Regions from separate parts of the Homo sapiens genome. Here region 2 is linked to region 1. A link is an interaction called in ENCODE POLR2A ChIA-PET data of the cell type or tissue named here. Cell type or tissue: MCF 10A. All regions are shown on one strand. Links, peaks and the distances in the headings refer to the core of each region. The heading gives the core; the rest is flanking DNA. Region 1 has its middle 100 kb from the start of TFAP2A-AS2. Region 2 holds the start of LOC124900218 (a long non-coding RNA gene).

Evidence for each region. ChIA-PET counts read pairs that join two places held together with the same protein. Peaks named below come from ENCODE experiments on the same cell type or tissue, not always from the same donor. Only the 100,000 strongest peaks of a DNase experiment are listed, where the experiment ranks them.
Region 2: POLR2A ChIA-PET joins it to region 1 with 5 read pairs; 2 of 35 experiments call an interaction of 5 or more read pairs at or near these places.

What each region holds. Positions count from the first base shown.
Region 1 is chr6:10,294,923-10,304,941 of GRCh38, reverse strand. No RefSeq gene overlaps it. Among named protein-coding and RNA genes, the nearest start is that of TFAP2A-AS2, 100 kb to the left of the region's middle. In MCF 10A, for the core only: no CTCF peak of the experiment used is centred there; a DNase peak (open chromatin) is centred at 4,661.
Region 2 is chr6:10,135,064-10,145,082 of GRCh38, reverse strand. It overlaps LOC124900218 (a long non-coding RNA gene), which reads left to right and starts at 4,399. Exons shown (of 5, transcript XR_007059909.1): 1 at 4,399-5,135. LOC105374918 (a long non-coding RNA gene) reads right to left here and starts at 4,297. Exons shown (of 3, transcript XR_926456.3): 1 at 3,976-4,297; 2 at 3,367-3,462; 3 at 1-2,211. It also overlaps the pseudogene OFCC1. In MCF 10A, for the core only: no CTCF peak of the experiment used is centred there; no DNase peak of the experiment used is centred there.

The DNA of each region.
Region 1 (10,019 bases), core at 3,048-7,047:
TGGACTATATCTGCTGTCTTAATTCCTGTTCTACTGTGAGCCACAATCTCTTTTATTAAGACTAAGAAAGAATAGGAAGGGCGGGCATGGTGGCTCATGCCTGTAATCCCAGCACTTTGGGAGGCCAAGGAGTGCAGATCATGAGGTCAAGAGATCGAGACCATCCTGACCAACATAGAGAAACCCTGTCTCTACCAAAAATACAAAAATTAGGTGGGCATAGTGGTGCGCACCTGTAGTCCCAGCTACTCAGGAGGCTGAGGCAGGAGAATCGATTGAATCTGGGAGGCGGAGGTTGCAGTGAGCCAAGATAGCGCCACTGCACTCCAGCCTGGGCGACAGAGCAAGACTCTGTCTCAAAAAAAAAAAAAAAGAAAGAATAGGAAAGCCCCGTGCCTGTCACATAGGAGGCAGTTCTTATTTGTTGAAGGAAAATTAACAATGAATTAGTCTAAAAGATGTGGCCGAGGCAAGGGGACTGAAGAATGATCTGATGCCTCACAAGGACCGTTCCCTGACTCAATGGTTCTCTGTCTGCCTTCTGTCTAGTAGTGTGGTGAGCCAGCTTGCTGGTCTACCACCCTTCCTGTGGGGAGCAATGCTCTGAGGAAGCCCTGCCCGAGTTCTCATGGTGCTGCTGGTAGGAACAGGCCTCAGGCTGATCTTTTTCCACAGCTGATGTCCTGGACTAGCCCTCTTTGTTCCCTTACTGCCCAGGCTCTGGCCATACCATTTTTATCTTTTCCCTTCCTTTTGGGAAAACAAAAGAGGCAACATGTATAAAAGATAGGAGAAAGCACTAACGAGCTTAGTCCAGTGCTTTTTTTTTTTTTTTTTGCACATGAGTAGTATGTGGTCACACAAACATGGGAGTGTGATAACAGCTCTTTCTCCTTTCTGTGGGCTTCAATCCTGCCCACCTCCAAGTCACCTCCTCCATAAAAGCTTCTTGTCTGAACCACTCATCAGTCACTTAGTCATCTGCTTGCTTTTGGTCGCCATTTGTAGTTGCCTTTTGTGGTTATTTTATTCTGTATTGTTTTTTAACCTCTCGTGATTTACTGTTACTCCCTCAATCTGATGGCCACTTCCTGTGCAACTGGAACAGGACTGTGGGTTATGCATTTGTGTAACTACACACAGGGTAGGCATTCAGGACATTTGTACTAAAGGAACAATGGCTGTTCATTGGAGGACAAATGGAGGGACAATGGCCTTAGCTTAATCACATGAGGTCACACAGATGGAGGTGGGAGTGAGATGGAAAGCAAGCCTTCACTTTTCCCACCCAGAATCCATGGTGACTTTTCTCACCTGGCATCCCGAAGAAAACAAGACAGAGCTGGCATGAAGATTGCACGGTATGGAGCGGTGCTTCGTGTTCCTTTAGAATTTATTGTTAGGTGGAAAAGCCATACAAATTGGCCACGGCCTGTGAATCTACTCACCTGGCGTACTCAGCTGTTGCCCAGATGCATAATGGGTTTTCTGAGTTTTGTTTGTCTGCATTTAATTTCAGTAGAGGAGCAGCATTTCACCTACAGCCCTTTTCCTTCTAGACTGCGTACCACTTAGCTTTGGGCTGCTAATGGTTTAATGAAAAGGCCTTGAAAATGTTGACAGTCTTTTTTTGAAAAAAAGCTACATGGCGTAAGTAGCTATGATATTACTTAAGATAGTTGACAACCCACCAATCTGATTTGCTAAATGTCTCACTGAAGCATGCCAAGTGGGTCATAAATTAGACATGATAACTAATTTTTTTTTGATATCACCAGAGAAGCTTAATCTGAATGCAGCAGTACATAAAACATTTCTGTAATGAGGAATTCACAACTTAAAATATAATGCTTTTGTAACTCTGGACCTCTGGGGGAAAAAATAAAATGAGTCATTAAGTCCACGAGAGACAATATACGCATTCAGCTTTAAATGTGCTCACCAAATAAGCTCTTTTCCCTATGATGTGACTCTTTTCCTTTATAGAAGAACATATTCATTCTATTGCAGAAGAGTTTATTCCACTGGGTAGTACGAGCCATCAGTTTATACCTGTTTTCATATATTTGTCTGCTGGAAATGATATTTATCTTTTTGTGGTAGAGTTTACATGCCTATATAATCTTTTACATATGAATGTGCCGACTCTAGAGCTGCTTCCTGAAACTGCAGGCTGATTATTGGCTTATAAGATCAGAGAAGGGCAAGAACGCCAACTCCCACCTTCCCTCCACTAGGTTACATTTATGGGGATTAGCTACGTACATTATTCAATGTATTTCTTAAGAATTAAATTAATTATAATGCATTTGGATTCCCTGAGCATTCTCACAATTAATTTGTGCTATTGAGTTATCAAATATCCCTTTCTTAAGGGATTAGCTCATTTCTGATATTTTGCACTGGTGTCCCAAGAAGTAATTTTGGACGAAAAAAATTGGATTCTCATTCCAAGGATTTGTTTTTAATCTCCAAAGGAATTCTTGGAACACTGAAATAAAATGGTACAACAGTGGCTAATCCCTTAAGTAAGGATATATGATCACCCAATAACACAAATTAGCGAAATTAGTGGGCAAAGAAAATGCTCTCATCTTCTCATCTTCTCTTTGCATACTAAGCACCAAGAGAGTGCCTCTGTGAAATGCATAGTTCCTGGTTCCTAGAGAGCTTGTTAAATTCAGTTCTTAAAAACTGCATATTTTAATAGTTTGTTTTAGGTAATCAGATATCCCAGAAAATACCCCAAATTTAAAAAATATCTTAGTTTGAGTTTAAAAAATTCTTTTTTTGTTTTTTGAGACGGCGTTTCGCTCGTTGCCCAGTCTGGAGTGCAATGCTGCGATCTCAGCTCACTGCAACCTCGGCCTCCCAGGTCTGAGTGATTGTCTTGCCTCAGCCTCCCAAGTAGTTGGGATTACAAGCGTGCACCACCACACCTGGCTAATTTTGTATTTTTAGTAGAGATGGGGTTTCACCATGTTGGCCAGGCTGGTTTCGAACTCCGGACCTCAGGTGATCCACCCGCCTCTGCCTCCCAAAGTGCTGGGGCTCAGTGAGCCACTGAGCACTGCCCGAGTTTTAAAAATTCTTATGAGAATGTCAATAACTTCCTTTCTAACATCAAATCTGATCACATTAAACACATTGTGCCAGGGTGCCATGTGGCAAAGGGTTTTTATTTCAGCTAAATGGTGAGAGTGTTGGTCCTTTTATTTTAAAAAAACTTTTTATTTATTTATTTTTGAGGGGCAGGAGGTGGGGAGTGGGGGATCTCTTATTCTGACACCCAGGCTGGAGTGCCGTGACACGATCATAGCTCTCTGCAGCCACAGAATCCTGGGCTAAAGGAATCCTTCCCGAGTAGCTGGGACTATAGGTGCACAACAATTTTTTAAAAATTTTAAAAATTTATGTAGATTTAAAATTTTTTTAAATGTTTAAATTTAAATTTAAACTTAAAAAAATGTATGTAGAGATGGGGTCTTGCTATATTGATCACACTGGTCTCAAACTCCTGGCCTTAAATGATCCTCCTGCCTTGGCCTCCCAAAAAGTTGGGATTATAGGCATGAGCCACCTCGCCTAGCCTAACGATCCTTTTAAGTACAATGCTAGGAAATCCCTTCAAACACATTTATTTACTTGAAGTATTCTAATTAAGGCCTCATTTGCCTGTGAAAGTTAGAAGGTAAGTATTAGCACTGTGATGTCATTAGCGGGAAACAGTTTCTAGCTGAGAAAATATAATTATGAATTACTTTAAAGAGCAAAACAAATCTCAGGAGATGTAACATTTTACTCGTAGATTCAAAGATTTCGAGGAAATGTTTTGGATCCGTTTTGAAAAATATTGGGTTTATGTCTTTGGAAATGCCAGTGCCAATGGAAACTAAACCTAAGCTAATAAAATCAAACTAAATTTAAATGTACCAATAAGACATTATTCTATATGTGGCAATTTTGCATTTATATGAGATTTTTAAGGAACTATACATTGTATGGCAAAAACACACCTAGATTTCGTTTGTTTTTGTTTTTTTTTTTTAAGAAGGGTTGTGAGGCTGGGCACGGCAGCTCACGCCTGTAATCTGAGGCAGGTGGATCACGAGGTCAGGAGTTCAAGACCAGCCTGGCCAACATGGTGAAACCCCGTCTCTACTAAAAATACAAAAATTAGCCAGGTGTGGTGGAGTGTAATCCCAGCTACTCAGGAGGCTGAGGTGTGAGAATTGCTTGAACCTAGGAGGCAGAGGTTGCAGTGAGCCGAGACCACACCATTGCACCCCAACCTGGGTGACAGAGTGAGACTCCATCTCAAAGAAAGAAAAGAAAAAAAAAGTTTTCTTTTCTTGTTTGATGGCAGTTGTCATTGCTGAAAGGATTTGAAAGCAAGACAGGAGATAGTGTCAATTCTGCATACCAGGCATCACAGCAAGCTGAACTGTTTTCTCTTGGGCCACTGTTAGGCCCTATAGGGCCTCTGGGCCACTTAGAAATCTAGGGCAGCCCTTCTCCGGGTGGTCACTGCACTGAACACATGTGCTTGGCCTGGTAGGTGAAAGGTGAGCTGTATTTCTGTTCCAATTTATCCCCTTAGCCAGAGGTGCTTGTGCAGTGCCCAACCTGCACATCCATCTTTGAGGACATGAGTCAGAGCTAACAAAACCACAGAGTTTGTTTCCCTCTCACCAGCAGGTATGTGATCCTCTTTGCTTGGGTGATTTTCTTCTTTGGCGACTCAGCTATTTTCTCTTGGCTTTTTTCTCTCCTGTCATCATGGACTTGGTAATTCTGTCTTGGTGTCTTTGATTCAAGCTCCCTGAAAGGGAGGGTAGGTGTGGCCAGTGACCTATTGGTAGAGATTGTGTGCCAGGCAGTTTGTTAGCTCTATAAACCCACTCCTGAACCAATCAGCCCCATCCAGGGCAGGAATGTCACAAACCCTAGCACAGAATACACCCACTGAATATCAATATGAATAATGTAATCTGCAATAATACCGTTTGCTCTGAATTACATCTTGGGTAAAGTGGCCTGATTTATAGTAAAAATACCAAATAGTATTACATGAGAGTTTTCTCTTTTGATACCCTGGGAAGAAACTGAAATGTATAAATAGTGTTTTTGCTTACCAAAGGGAGGCCATTTTAGTGTACTGATTAGTATTGAATAAATGCAACCAACGAATGGCATCCTTGTGCCATGACTAGTATTACTTACTCATTGCATGCTATGTCAATTCCATATCTCAGTCAATAGTCTTATCATCTTACTTTCTAAATATGTATGTTTCGGCCTTTCTTTCTTTCTTTCTTTCTTTTTTTTTTTTTTGAGTCAGGGTCTCACTGTCACCCAGGCTGGAGTGCAGTGGCGTGATCTCTGCTCACTGCAGGCTCCGCCCCCCTGGTTTACGCCATCCTCTTGCCTCAGCCTCCCGAGTAGCTGGGACTACAGGCGCCCGCCACCTCGCCCAGCTAATTTTTTGTATTTTTAGTAGAGACGGGGTTTCACCGTGTTAGCCAGGATGGTCGATCTCCTGACCTCGTGATCAGCCCGCCTCGGCCTCCCAGAGTGCTGGGATTACAGGCTTGAGCCACTGTGCCCGGCCGCGGCCTTTCTATAGTCACTATCGTTCACATGCCTTTATCATCTGTTATAATTATTATCATAATTTTCTTACTGCTATCTCAGTTTGTACCTTCTCCTCTCTTTAAACCATCTCTCCATTGCCACCAGAATGACATTTCCAGAATACAAATCCATCCACGGTCACTTACTCTGACTTACTGTGTGCTGTACAAGGTTTCCATGATTTCGAGGGTTCTTCCTACTACTCTTTTGAATCTTGGTTGATACCTCACATTTTCTTAAACCTCTGTGCATTTTTATTTGATGGAAAGACCTTTCTCCTTTTCTTCATTTGACCAACTCCTAACTGACATAAAGGGTGAAGTCTGTGGGAAGCCTTCCTCACTCCGTCTAAAGAGCTACGGCCTCTTTTCTGGGAGCTCTTAGGGTTCTGCGTATCTTTGTGTTAGAACGCAAGGAGCTGAGTAGTAATTCATGTTTTCCATATTGTGTCATCTACTGCGTTGTGGGCTTCTTGAGGATAATGATTCAGCACTCATCCCTATAAGTCCAGAACCAGCCAGGCATGGTGGCTTATGCCTGTAATCCCGGTACTTTGGGAGGTCTAGGTGGGACGATGACTTGAACCCAGGAGTTCAAGACCAGCCTGGGTAACAGAGTGAGACCTCATGTCTACAAAAGATTTAAAAATTAGCCAGGTGTGGTGGTGTGCACCTGTGGTCCCAGCTACTCAGGAGGCTGAAGCAGGAGGATGGCTTGAGTCAGGGAGGTTGAGCCTACAGTGAGCTGTGATTGCACCACTGAACTCCAGTCTGAGTGACAGAGTGAGATCCTGTCTCAAAAACAAAACCAAAAAACCCAACACCTATCAACCAGCCTGACTCCTAAAGTTGCTCCAATGTGTGCTTAGCTAAAAAATTTTAAATTGAATTGAATGGAATAGACCTTGTTTTTAAAGTTTCCTCTACAAAAGACACTGAGGTTTTTTGAGTAAAGTTTACTTCCCTTTGCACCCCATCCCACAGCCTCTATTTTAGGAAAAACAGGATAACATTCCTTCTCTTCCCCCTGTCTTTTATTCTATTCTTCAAGTCTTTTTAACCAAGAGAAAACTCTGCCAGTTCTATTCTTCAAATCTTTCTTTAATATTGATTCTCAAACATGATCTGATGATTGAGAATCATTGAGATAAAAGGAAGTCTAAAAACTTAGATGACTTTTTTTTTTGAGAGTATTGCAGCCTTTCAAGTTTGAGTGATCTCATATCTTAAACACGGAACTTGCTTTAGCTTCTTGGCGAGGCCAACTTAAAAAGGATTTCCTGTTTGTGAAATGCAGTCTAGTTTGTCTGAGAGTTAGGAAAGCCTTAATGGCTTTCAGGCCAGAGAGGAGAGTCTCTCACTGCAGTCTGGAGACAGGAGTCTCGCCCAGGTGGCTGTTATATTTTGAACATGCTCCCAAACATGGCCAATCACCAGTTGGAAGGGAGTCGTTTCTTTTGCCTTTCAACAGTGCTTTTTCGTTAGATCTCACATGCCAAGATGAAACCAATTCTTCTATGGTTAACTATCCAAACCTTCCCTGAGGTCCTACTTCCCTTCTCTCCCTCTAGCAGGCAATTCTCTTATACCAACATTTTAAGGTGTCTACAAGTTTACCTTTATAACTCAGTTCAATGGTCACCTACCACAAGAAGTTGATGGGCTGTTTGGGTTGATTAGGAGTGTTTCTCTCTTTTCCATACCTCTTAAGAAAATATTCCACCAATGTGTCACAATTTGAGATGCTCATTTGTTATTTTACTTTAAGCAGCCTCTACATTATAATTTAACAGCATAATGGAATCCCTATTCTAGTTGACAAACACTGTGGTGCAAATGATTTAATTTACTAGCTTAAGCATTAGGCTACATATTATTGTACTGATCAGTCATTGCATACTAAAATCACTCATCCTTAATGTAATGATTTGGTATCCCTACAGAGAATTCCAGTCATCAGAATGTCATTAGATACAGTAAAAAATGAAAATTACTATTACACAGCAGTAAACACTATTAACTGTTAGTTAAAATAGCATTTAATTTAGCCATGCAAGAGTTTACAAATTTCCACAGTTTCCTTGGTCCTCGAATAATTGTCACCACAAAGTTAATGACACTTCTGCCAATGAGATGACAGAATGAGGAGGGACCAATGCTGAACTGGTGTTTTCATGTGGCAGATGCCATATGGTGACAGTGCAGATTGCATGGCTATCTGGGGCATTTCATTGATCAGGAAAGGAAGCACGCTGGTGTCCTGAAAATATAAAGCAGGGTAGAAGGGTTTATGAACCTCCCATATACAGAGGGGCATCAGGCATAGTTGGGAGGAGGAGGAAATGATTCCTTTTGGGCTTCCCTTCTCTTTCTCCATCAGCCCAGGTTTGCACTCAGGGGTTCCAGAGGTCTGCTGCAATGCTGATAACCTGGGGTTGCCATAAAATTCTTACAAGTATCCCTAAGTGTTGGCTCCAATAAGTCACCAGTTGCTAGGGATGGTGGACCTGGTTGGAAAGCGTGTATTTTTGCACAAGGCTCGCCATCCCCACACTTACAGATAGCACCAGCTTAAGTTGCAAAACATGCATTTGCCTTCACATGATCCTTCCCTGTTGCAGCCTGAGTCCAGCATTCCCCAGCTTTAAATAAAATCAGCAGCAACATCTATGATGCCTATAAATGTGGGCACTCTGTGGGTTACTTGGCTCCAGAGCTCGCTCTTTATCCAAGCTATTGTGATTCATTTTCTTGTTTATTCCGTAACTGCATGTTACTGAGTAAAATGTTGAACTTAGATATGGAAAGGGACACCAGGGACCCCTCTGTATATGCAGAAGGCAATAAAAACAGAAAAACAGACTGCACCACTTTCTGCTTTGTGTATGCTTCTCATGCCAACTCGAAAGAAAATGAGAGTTGGAAATGACCAGCCCTGGTAAGGCAATGGTGGAGGAAGGAAATGGTGCCCGGTTTGTGGGATCTTGAAGGAGAGCTCTAGTAAATGCCAATCCTAAATCAATGAAGTGGCAGTAACAGGGCAGGATATGTGTTCGTACAAAGGGTTTCCAGTTTGTAGTGTGGTGCCCGCCAGCCACCTTTCATCAAGAATATGCAATGGAGAATTGCCTGGAAATGGATTCTTTATTACACGTGGCATGGCAGAGTGAAAATACTTGGCAGCCAACAGAGTACTGTGTGTAGGGAGACATAAACACTCCTAGCGAGGTGACAGTGCAGAGGCCTGGGTGGTATATGCTTGGTCCTGCTCCACTGACCACTCACAAATTACACAGAGTCCCATTACCATGGGCCCTGAAATGGTATCATTCAGAGTAATTGCATCTTTTTACCCTAAAAACAAAACAAAACAAAACAGAAACGTGAAGAGATACAAATAAAAGTTACTGCCACTCAATAAGAAAAAAAAAAAAAAAAAGGAACATGCATTTGCTATCCCCATCTGGCTCAGGGATCACCTGAACTTATTTTTCAAAATGCGTGTGTCTATACCAGGGGACAATAGGATTCTTTTGCCACTGCTAGGGTTGAAAGCCCAAGTGTGAATCGTTCATCTGTAAAATGGACACACTTACTTCTGAGTGATTTTGGGGGTCAGAAGACTGAAAGCATTCTTCCAAAAGTGTCACAGTACGAAGGGCTCTGAATTCTTTCCCTTTGCAACTGCCCTCATCCTACCTGTTGAGAAAGTCAATGAAAAGGAGTATGAAAATCATATTGATTGTGACATTTCACCCTGCTAGTAATACTGAGTAGGTCTCGGCTAGAGTCAGAATTTACCCGAGGAGCTTCTTTCTCTTTTGGGGAAGACTGTCCAGGACTGGCCAGAACCAATTCCAACTAGTCTAGCCTGACAGAGTTATAGCACTCGAAAGATCATACATGTCGGCCAGGCACGGTGGCTCACTCCTGTAATCCCAGCACTTTGGGAGGCCAAGGCGGGCGGATCACAAGGTCTCCTGACTTGTGACCATCGAGACCATCGAGACCATCCTGGCTAACACGGTGAAACCCCGTCTCTACTAAAAAATAAAAAAAATTAGCCGGGCGTGGTGGCGGGCGCCTGTAGTACCAGCTACTCGGGAGGCTGAGGCAGGAGAATGGCGCGAATCCGGGAGGTGGAGCTTGCAGTGAGCTGAGACCTCACCGCTGCACTCCAGCCTGGGCGACAGAGCGAGACTCCATCTGAAAAAAAAAAGGATCATACGTGTCTTTGGTTAGGTTTTGACCTATAACAGATGGAAATCCCTTTGCTGCCATATCCCCAACTAAAATTTTCTGTCATGCATTGAATACTCATCAGAAATATGCAGATCCAATGATTCAGTCAAGCCAGGACCAATTTCCGTCTATCTAATGATAGAA
Region 2 (10,019 bases), core at 4,086-8,085, 160 kb after region 1:
GAAGGAGCATGTGTAACATTTTCAGTTTTGTATTATTTAGAAATAAATAATGCTGTGAACATTCTTAAAGAGATCTTCTTGGGCATGTGGACAGGAGTTTCTTCAGGTTTGGAATTGCTGAGTCATAGGCTGTGAGTAGTTTCAAATCTGATATATATATATATATATATATTCCCAAATTTTCTCCAAATCGATTGTACAAGTTTATAGTTCCATCAGCTGTGTTACTTCATATACTTGCCAAAATAATGTGTTGCCAGAATTGGAAAACTTTAATGAATTTGATAAGTATGAAATCTAATGGTTTTATTTGCATCTCTGTAAGTATTTTGAGGTTAAACTTTTTTTTTTGAGACAAAGCCTTGCTCTGTTGCCCAGGCTGGAGTGCAGTGGTGTGATCTCAGCTCACTGCAACCTTGGTCTCCCATGCTTAAGTGATTCTTGTGCCTCAGCCTCCTGAGTAGCTGGGATTACAGGCATGTGCCACCACACCCAGCTAATTTTTGTGTTTTTAGCAGAGACAGGGTTTTGCCATGTTGTCCAGGCTGGCCTCAAGAGAGCCACTTGCCTTAGCCTCCCAAATTGCTGGGATTATAGGCGTGAGCCACTGTGCCCAGCCAGAGGTTGAACATATTTAAAAATGTTTTGGAGTATTTGAATTTTCTCTTTCATAGATTCTGTGTTCACATACTTTGCCATTTTTCTATTGGGCTGCTTCTCTTTTTCTTATTGATTTGTGGGAGTTCTTTATGTATTCTAGATATGAAGCCATTGGGTTTGTATGTATCTTCATCCTGGTTTATTGTTTCTCTTTTCATTCATCTTTTGATGCATAGAATTTTTGTTTTCCTAGTGCTGTTAAGCAGGCTATCCAGTAGAGTGTTTTAAATTCTGAGCAAAGCTGTTTTTTCACTTGGAAAACTTTTATTTTCTAGTATATAAGTTGGCAGGTGCCTTAAAACAAACTAATTGTTGTCTTGGTTGTCTTAATATGGAGATTATTGCAAGTTCCGGCTAATAACTACAGTAAGCATAATTTATCCATAAGAAAATTATTTGTAAAGATTACATTTATGTCTTTAATATAAACTTTAATAATTTTGTATTAATCCTCTTACTGTTTTAAAGAACAATTGCATATCTTTTGTGGGTTAAACACTGTTATCTGGCTATGACCGGACTCACTTGATTTTCTATGAAGTCGATTTTTATTTACTCATTTGTTCAGCTAATATTTACAATGAAGAAGGCTGAGGATTCATTTGAATATAAAATACATTACAGTTCACAATGGTATTTTAAAAAGGTTCACAATTAATTAGTTAATATATGTAAATTAATAGCAATTCTTATTTCCTTATGTTAGATCTAGCTGTACATTTAGTTCACCTTGTTTCTTTCTTGTTTAAAAAATACTTACTTTTTAAGAGCTTTAAAGTTTACTGCAAAATTGAGAGGAAGGGACAGAGATTTCCCGCATGCCCCTGCCCACCCCACGTGCACAGCTCCGCATTATCACCATCCCCCACCAGAGTGGCACATTTGTTACAATTGAACCCACACTGACACATCATTATCACCCAAAGTCCACAGTTTACATTAGAGTTCACTCTTGGTGGTGTACATTCTATGGGTGTGGCCAAATGCATAATGACATTAAACCACCATTACAGGACCACACAGAGTAGTTTCACTGCCCTAAAAATCCTCTGTGCCCTGCCTATTCATCCCTCCTTTCCTCCTAACTTCTGGCAACCACTGATCTCTTTACTGCCTCCAGGGTTTTACTTTTCCAGAATGTCACAGAGTTGGAATCATACAGTATGCAGCTTTTCCAGGCTGGCTTCTTTTACTTAGCAATATGCATGTGAGTTTCCTCCTTGTTTTTTCCTGGCTTGATAGCTCCTTTATTTTTAGTGCTGAATAATATTCCCTTGTCTGGATGTGCCACAGTTTTATTTATCAATTCACCTGCTAAAGGACATCTTGGTTGCTTCCAAATGTTGACAGTTATGGATAAAGCTGCTATAAATGTCAGTCTGCTGGTTTTTGTATAAACATAAGTTTTCCGCATTCTTTAGCCATTTAGTGAAATATAAAGAGATGTATATCTTATTATTAAGCTTCCTTACAGACTACATTTTCAGTTATTGTCCAATCTGCTGTTGTCAGATGGACTTTGCCTTGGCTCAGAATAAAGTATATTGGTATCTGAAAAAGCAAGCAAGTTATAAAATTATTAACAAATAATTTTTATATTATTGAAAATGTTAAAATCATAAACAACCCAAACTATAATATTCCAGTTCACTGACAAATTTTACAATGTCAGTTTTATTTTAAAAGTTAACATATCTTAATAACAATAATTCCTTATTAACTCCTGTTTTTGGCTCATTTTTAAAAATGTAGGCTGGGCGTGGTGGCTCATGCCTATAATCCCAGCACTTTGGGAGGCCAAGGTGGGCGGATCACCTGAGGTCAGACCTTGAGACCAGCCTGGCCAACATGACAAAACCCCATCTCTACTAAAGATACAAAAATTAGCCAGGCATGGTGGCAGCTACCTGTAATCACAGCTACTCGGGAGGCTGAGGCAGGAGAATCACTTGAACCCAGGAGGCGGAGGTTGCAGTGAGCCGAGATTGTGCCACTGCACTCCAGCCTGGGTCTCAAAAAAATAAAAATAAAAAAAATGCAAAGTGCTTCAAAATTTAATTTGTATCTGAAAACCCTCCATTACGATTTTTCTTGGCACTGGGGCATGCAAAGAGGCTGCTTCTACATGTAGATTTTATCTCTCTATATACACACAGCTTTGTGGGAAAGTTTTCAGTTCCAAATTATTTCCTTAAACATCCTTAAGTATATGAACAAATATCATGTTTCAGATAAAGTATAAATTGTTTAACAAATGTATGCATTCTCTTGGCTTGGATAAATTGTTTTATTTACCAAAAACATATAGGTTGAGAGATTTATTTTTAGGAATATAGTCTATTTGCTACCAATGTGCATTTTGGTGGATGTGATGGTGATGACAGTGATGAGAGGGGACAGAGATCAGGATCTAGAGAGAGCAAGAGATGGAGTGAGTCAGGAGAGAGAGAGAAAATAAGCAGATAGGCTTGAAATGAGCACACACAGATTTGAGGTATTGAGGGAAACAGCAGTCACTGCTCTTACAAATTCCAGCTGGGTGGTTTCCTACGTGTCTGCAGTAAAGCTCTTGCACAATAAATGAAGAAAATACTACATAAAAGTTTAAATTTTATTGGGTGTGAAGCTCTTAAAGAATTGCTATTCACTAAGAGTTTAAGGAAGACTTAGTTTGAATAAATGAACCCCAACTAAAGGAGTACCCACCTTCCGTTTTCTTTTCTTCATGATATCTATGTGTTTGTCTTCTTGATCACATTCCCTTGTCATGATGGTCCCCAGCCAGCTGGAGCAGAAATTCACCTGAGCAGACATGGAAGAAAAGGTTATGCTGGGAAACGAAACATAAATTTCACTCAGTAAGAGTAACTATCTACCAGAAATGGGAATGACAGAACGACCATAGGAAAAGAAATGGGAATAAACCTTCACATCAACGCTCGTCAGTGCTATTTGCTAACAGATGCATTGAGGTAAATGCTGTTACCTCAAGAAGTGTTATCTTCTGGGGATCCTTATCATAATTTTATTTTAAATTCGAACAGCTGTTGTTTAACTACCACAGACCACAATTTGTCTACAGCTTGGGACCATAAAGTTAGCTTTAATGCACTCTGTTTCTTTTCTCTCCCCTGTATTTGATTTAATTTCCGTGAATCTGACACTCACATGCTATATACCATTTGCATATTTCAATATGTACTTTTGCAGATCCCATAAGTATTCAGGTGCTAAATGTGAAAGAATAAATAAAAATGGAAGTTCCCAATGACAAATTATAAAAGGAAGGAAGAAGAACTCTCAGGTTTCACTTACATGTAAAATATTCTGAACAATAACAGCTCCTTCAGGACAACAAAGCAGGTTTTTCTAGGGTTGTTGGTTTATGGTGACTGTAGAAGAAAACGGATGTTTTTTTTGGCAGTGAAACACAGTACACTTATCTGAATTGAGCCCTAGGGCTTACCATATAGCAACGGACAGAGAACTTCAGCTTTATTTAAGAAATCAACAAATGTGGCCACTTCTATAACCTGAATGTTTTCTAAAATATTCATGGTTTTTCATTCATGGAATTTTAAAAAACTGAGGTTGCGGTTTCAAACAAAAGAAAATTCTAGGGAAGATAGGAGGGGAATAAAAAGTCACTCTTGGGGAAACCTTAAAAAAGATCCCTGTGGGCTACTGTAGCGTATTTAGCGAAGGCGCTTTGTCAGATAGGGCATGAACTAACCTAGAACTCGGGCAGTTACTGGACAGAAAATCAATTTTGGTCAGGGTTAGACGGGCCCAAGACTTGTTCTTTGGTCTTAACTACAGTATGTGAAAACTTCCAAGTAGACGTCAGAGGACTAAAAAAGCTTTTTCTTTTCTTAGTTCTTTAGGCTGGTTTGTACAGATTTCTGCAAGTCTGGGGAACCTTAAAACTTCCATCTCCTTTTCCATTCTTTGAGTTAACAGCAACATATTGGTAGCTGAGCTTCACAATGTTGAGCTCTCCAAGTTGTTTAGGGTGATCTTTAGGCCTCAGCCCTTTTTGAATCTTTGTTTGTTGTAATCAAGTTCCAGAAGGAAATGAGGTGCGATCCTTATTGCAAAAGAATGAGGCAGGCTCTGGGGCTCAGTGATTCACTTACTTGATTTGATTATTAGTTTTCTGGTAACAAATGGTTGGTGCTGGAATGCTGATTTCACAGGCACCCTCACACACGTTAGTAAAATCAACAAGTGTGAGAGAAGCATCCTCAATTGTAAGTTAACAGTAACAACACGATGCTCATACATGTCTTAAAGCTGGAACCCAAAAGCCAAATTATAGTGTATGTTTTATTTCTGAGCCAGTATTCCTCATGGAAATGGGAATAGTCCAAATAGAAACAAAGTAACAGTGAAAAAGTGGGAAGGATTTGCAGGGCAGAATTTGGGAATTTGATTTTGAAGTATGAAAACGATGTCACTATAATCAAGTTTGAATAGTGAGTACATTTTTGCCTCAAATTTTCATTGTATCTGCTTCCTATAGACCCTAGAATTGGAAATCATTGGAAAGGGGATTAGTTCCTTTTAAGGAGAGTTGCTTGATACCCCAAGTTTCATGAGAAAGTTCTAAGCTAATTTACCAGCCAAAGAGGGTGAGACAAGCTACTGTAATCATCACCTGGTACCTTTCCTTTGAAAGAGTCTGACAAATGTTAATTAAGGAAACCTCAGGATGCTTGCCCAGGACAGATAAGGGGTTAATTTCAGCACCTCTGGGAAGAAATGCGAGAGCACCTCTATGTCCTTTCTTCCCTTCTGAACAGCTCTCAGGTTCTTGACACAGAAAGTCTGGGCACAAAAGGAAAGGGAAAGGGAGAAAAGGGCCATTCATGAATGTCTGAAAGAACGCTGGCTGCTTCCCTGAGAGCGATGTGATTTGACTGTGGCGACGTCTCTTCTCTCACCCCAAGCCCAGGAGGGTTATCAGTGAGCAAGGCAGAGGGAGGATCTTGGTTCTATTTTACTTCATTCTGAAAAACTGGAATGTAGCATAAGAGCTAGTTGCATGGCACCCCAAATGCTGCTGAGCCTAATGTACTTTTGCAGATCCTAAATCTGCAAAGGTGCTAAATGTGAAAGAATAATTAAAAATGGAACTTCTCAATGACAAATTTTAAAAGGAAGGAAGAAGAACTCTCAGGTTTCGCTTACATGTAAAAGGAACCCACCATTGAATTAACCACAGTCATGGCTTCCTGCCCGAGTCTCCATGAGATGGCTCCCTATTGACTGTAGCCTCAGCCCAGCCCTGTCTATCTCAAGCCATTTCACACTGAATCATAGCACACAGGTCTGGGACTTGAGGATGCTTATCTGACTGAAGCTTAACTGAGATGAATCATCTTTATAAATCTATTTTGGTCCACTGATAATTGCTTTTTAAATGAAAGCTTTTTTTTTTTTTTTAGACAGAGTCTTGCTCTGTTGCCCAGGCTGGAGTGCAGTGGTGCAGTCTCGGCTGACTGCAACCTCTGCTTCCCGGGTTCAAGCGATTCTCCTGCCTCAGCTTCCCGAGTAGCTGGGACTACAGGCACCTGCCACCACGCCTGGCTAATTAAATGAAAGCTTTAAAAAGTCTTCTTAAAAATAGAGAACATGTTCCCTTTCTCATTCCTCTATAAGGTGTTGAAGTCAAGGAGCATTTTATCTTAGGAGGCAGATACTTATTTATTTATTTATTTATTTTTTATTATACTTTAATTTCTAGGGTACATGTGCACAACGTGCAGGTTTGTTACATATGCATACATGTGCCATGTTGGTGTGCTGCACCCGTTAACTCGTCATTTACATTAGGTATATATCCTAATGCTATCCGCACCCCCCCCAGCACCCCACCCCATGACATGCCCCAGTGTGTGATGTTCCCCACCCTGTGTCCAAGTGTTCTCATTGTTCAGTTCCCACCTATGAGTGAGAACATGTAGTGTCCTTGTGATAGTTTGCTCAGAATAATGGTTTCCAGCTTCATCCATGTCCCTACAAAGGACATGAACTCATCCTTTTTTATGGCTGCATAGAATTCCATGGTGTATATGTGCCACATTTTCTTAATCCAGTCTATCATTGATGGACGTTCGGGTTGGTTCCAAGTCTTCACTATTGTGAATAGTGTGGAGGCAGATATTTATATGGGATAAAGAGATCTTGTTTTTACTCTTAATGTGACTTGTTTTGTGTATATATATTCAATTTAGTTGTTGTTGGAGGTATTCTGCTGAATTTTTAACTCAGGACCCAGACATCTTTATTGCTGTTTTTTCTTAGTGTGCTGAGAATCTTAAGAATATAAAGAAAAACTTTTCATTGCTAAGGGGTGTGTGTGTGTGTGTGTGTGTGTGTGTGTGTGTGTGTGTGTCAGAGAGAGAGAGGGAGAGGAAAAATGAGAATGAGAATTTTTGATGTGCAGAAGATGAACTGTGCTGGACATTAATGGATTAATTTTTAGCAGTATAAGAGATTTATACAGATCAAGCCACAATCAATTTGGCTGTGGGGATTGGGGAAATTTTCATGATAGCTGAAATGAATAGAACTGCTATGTTGTGGACTTATTTGTATAAATAGCTTGGAAACGGTCTTTTGTTCATCTATGAATTATACTCGGTCATGTATTTTATACCCTGATACTGTATATCTCATAAGAGGCATGAAGTTGATCTGTGGACCGGCTGTATGTTTTGGGGTGTTTTTACATGGCTCAAATAAAAATTCATTTATATACTCATTTAGTACAGATGGAATGAAGTATACAAAGATGAGTAAGTCATAGGCACAGTCAAGAACTGTAAAGGGCCTGTAAGCAAAGTGTTAACTGTAAACAGGCGAGCCTACCACAGTTTCATAGATGTTGGTAGAAGACATGAGATTCTTGGGTCAGAAACAAAGGATTTTATTAGTCACAGCAATGACAGTAGCCAGAATTTGCCTTGGTTCCCTGAACCATAACTCTCACAGTGCAACATGAAGAGGGCCAGGTGACCCTGCACGTGAAGAGAGTTGCATTGTAGAAGAACCCTGAATTTAGGAAACCTGGATCTTCTATAACAAGCAGTGAATATGCCTGCTCTTTATCTTGGAGGGAGAAATTATCCTTATTATACTGGACCATAAGCCCCAGACTCCAAAAGGAGACACTATCTTCCAAAACTGTTTGCTATACATCCCGGAACAAAGACAGTCAGGTGCAGGAACATGAGAGACCTGTGGAAGATGTTTTTAAAATCTCCACTTGTAGAAACAATCTCCCTTGTTTCTACACCCCTGCTTCTGGCAAATTTAGGCATGAGTATGCCACTCCATCTGCTGCTCTGGTCAATCTGACCAATAGAGGCTGGGGCCAAATCCATTCAATTTACCTCATATAGTATTTAATTAAAATTATTATCAACAGGACTTCAAGCAGCAGGATGAGGCCATCCTGCAGTATTAACCTCACCGTGACTTAAAGGGTTCCGGATTCCATAAGCTGAACAAGTTCAATGAATCATCCAGATCTATCTTATAGCCAGGTAGTATTCTCCTTTAGTTTCCACAGTGGCTTTTCTCCTCAGTCCAAGGCATTCATCCAGATGCAGCAGGATGTATTAGTGATTGCACAGACTTGTCCTGGCCTGCAAAAAGGAAGCTTGGGGCAGTTGTACTATCCATAACAACCCTGGCCTTTCTTTTTTTTTTTTTTTTGAGACTGAGTCTCGCTCTGTCGCCCAGGCTGGAGTGCAGGGGCGCGATCTCATCTCACCGCAAGCTCTACCTCCTGGGTTCATGCCATTCTCCTTCCTCAGCCTCCCGAGTAGCTGGGACTACAGGCGCCCGCCACCAAGCCTGGCTAATTTTTTGTATTTTTAGTAGAGATGTTGTTTCACCGTGTTATCCAGGATGGTCTCGATCTCCTGACCTCGTCATCTGCCTGCCTTGGCCTCCCAAAAAGTGGGATTACAGGCGTGAGCCACTGCGCACAGCCAACCCTGGCCTTTCAAAGCATAAGTTTTGCATATATTTTGTTAAATTTATTCTTAAATATATATATTTTCGATGTTCTTAAAACAAGAAATGTTTTCTTTCTTTTTTTTTTCCCGAGATGGTGTCTCACTCTGTCACCCAGGCTGGAGTGCAGTGGTGTAATCTCAGCTTACTGCAACCTCTGCCTCCTGGGTTCAAGCAATTCTCCTGCCTCAGCCTCCCCAGTAGCTGGGAGTACAGGTGTCTGCCACCATCCCCGGCTAGTTTTTGTGTTTTTAGTAGAGACGGGGTTTCACTATGTTGGCCAGGCTGGTCTCAAACTCCTGACTTCAGGTGATCGGCCTGCCTCCGCCTTCCAAAGTGCTGGGATTACAGGCGTGAGCCACCATGTCTAACAAGAGTTGTTTTCTCAGTTTCATTTATGGATTGTTCATTGCAATCATATTGAAATACAATTTATTTTTGTATGTTGATGTTGTATCCTGCAACCTTGCCAAATTGATTTATTAGTTTTAATAATTTCAATATGATTCTGTAGAATTTTCTATATATAAGTATGTCATCTGTGAATAGAGATAATTTCACTTCTTCATTTCCAATCTGAATGCTTTTTATTTATTTTTCCTGCATAATTGCCCTGGCTTGACTGCTAGTATAATGTTGAATAGAAGAGGTGAGACTTGACATCCTTGTCTTTTTCCTTATCTTTAGGGGAAAGCATCCAGTCTTTCACCATTAAGTATAATGTTAACTCCAAGTTTTTCATAGATGCCTTTTACCAAGTTCAAGAAGTTTTCTTCTCTTTACAGTTTGTGAAGTGTTTTTAATCATAAAAGGCCATTAGATTTTGTCTAATGCTTTTTGTGTATTTACTGAGACGATCATATAATTTTTTTCCATTGATAGGGTATGTTATATTAATTGATTTTCAGATGTTAAACAACCTTGCATCCTTAGGACAAATTCCACTTAATTGATTATGGTGTATGATTCTTTTTATATGTTGCTGTATTCGGTTTGCCAGTGTTTTGCTGGAGATTTTGTGTCCATATTCAAAGGAGATATTGGCCTTTAGTTTTCTCGTTTTCTGATAGCTTTTTCAGTTTTGGAATTGGTAATGCTGGTCTCAGAGTGAGTTTGGAAGTGCTTTCTTTTTTTAAAAATTTTATTATTATTATACTTTAAGTTTTAGGGTACATGTGCACAATGTGCAGGTTTGTTACATATGTATACATGTGCCATGTTGGTGTGCTGCACCTATTAACTCGTCATTTAGCATTAGGTATATCTCCTAATGCTATCCCTCCCGCCGCCCCCCACCCCACAATAGTACCTGGTGTGTGATGTTCCCCTTCCTG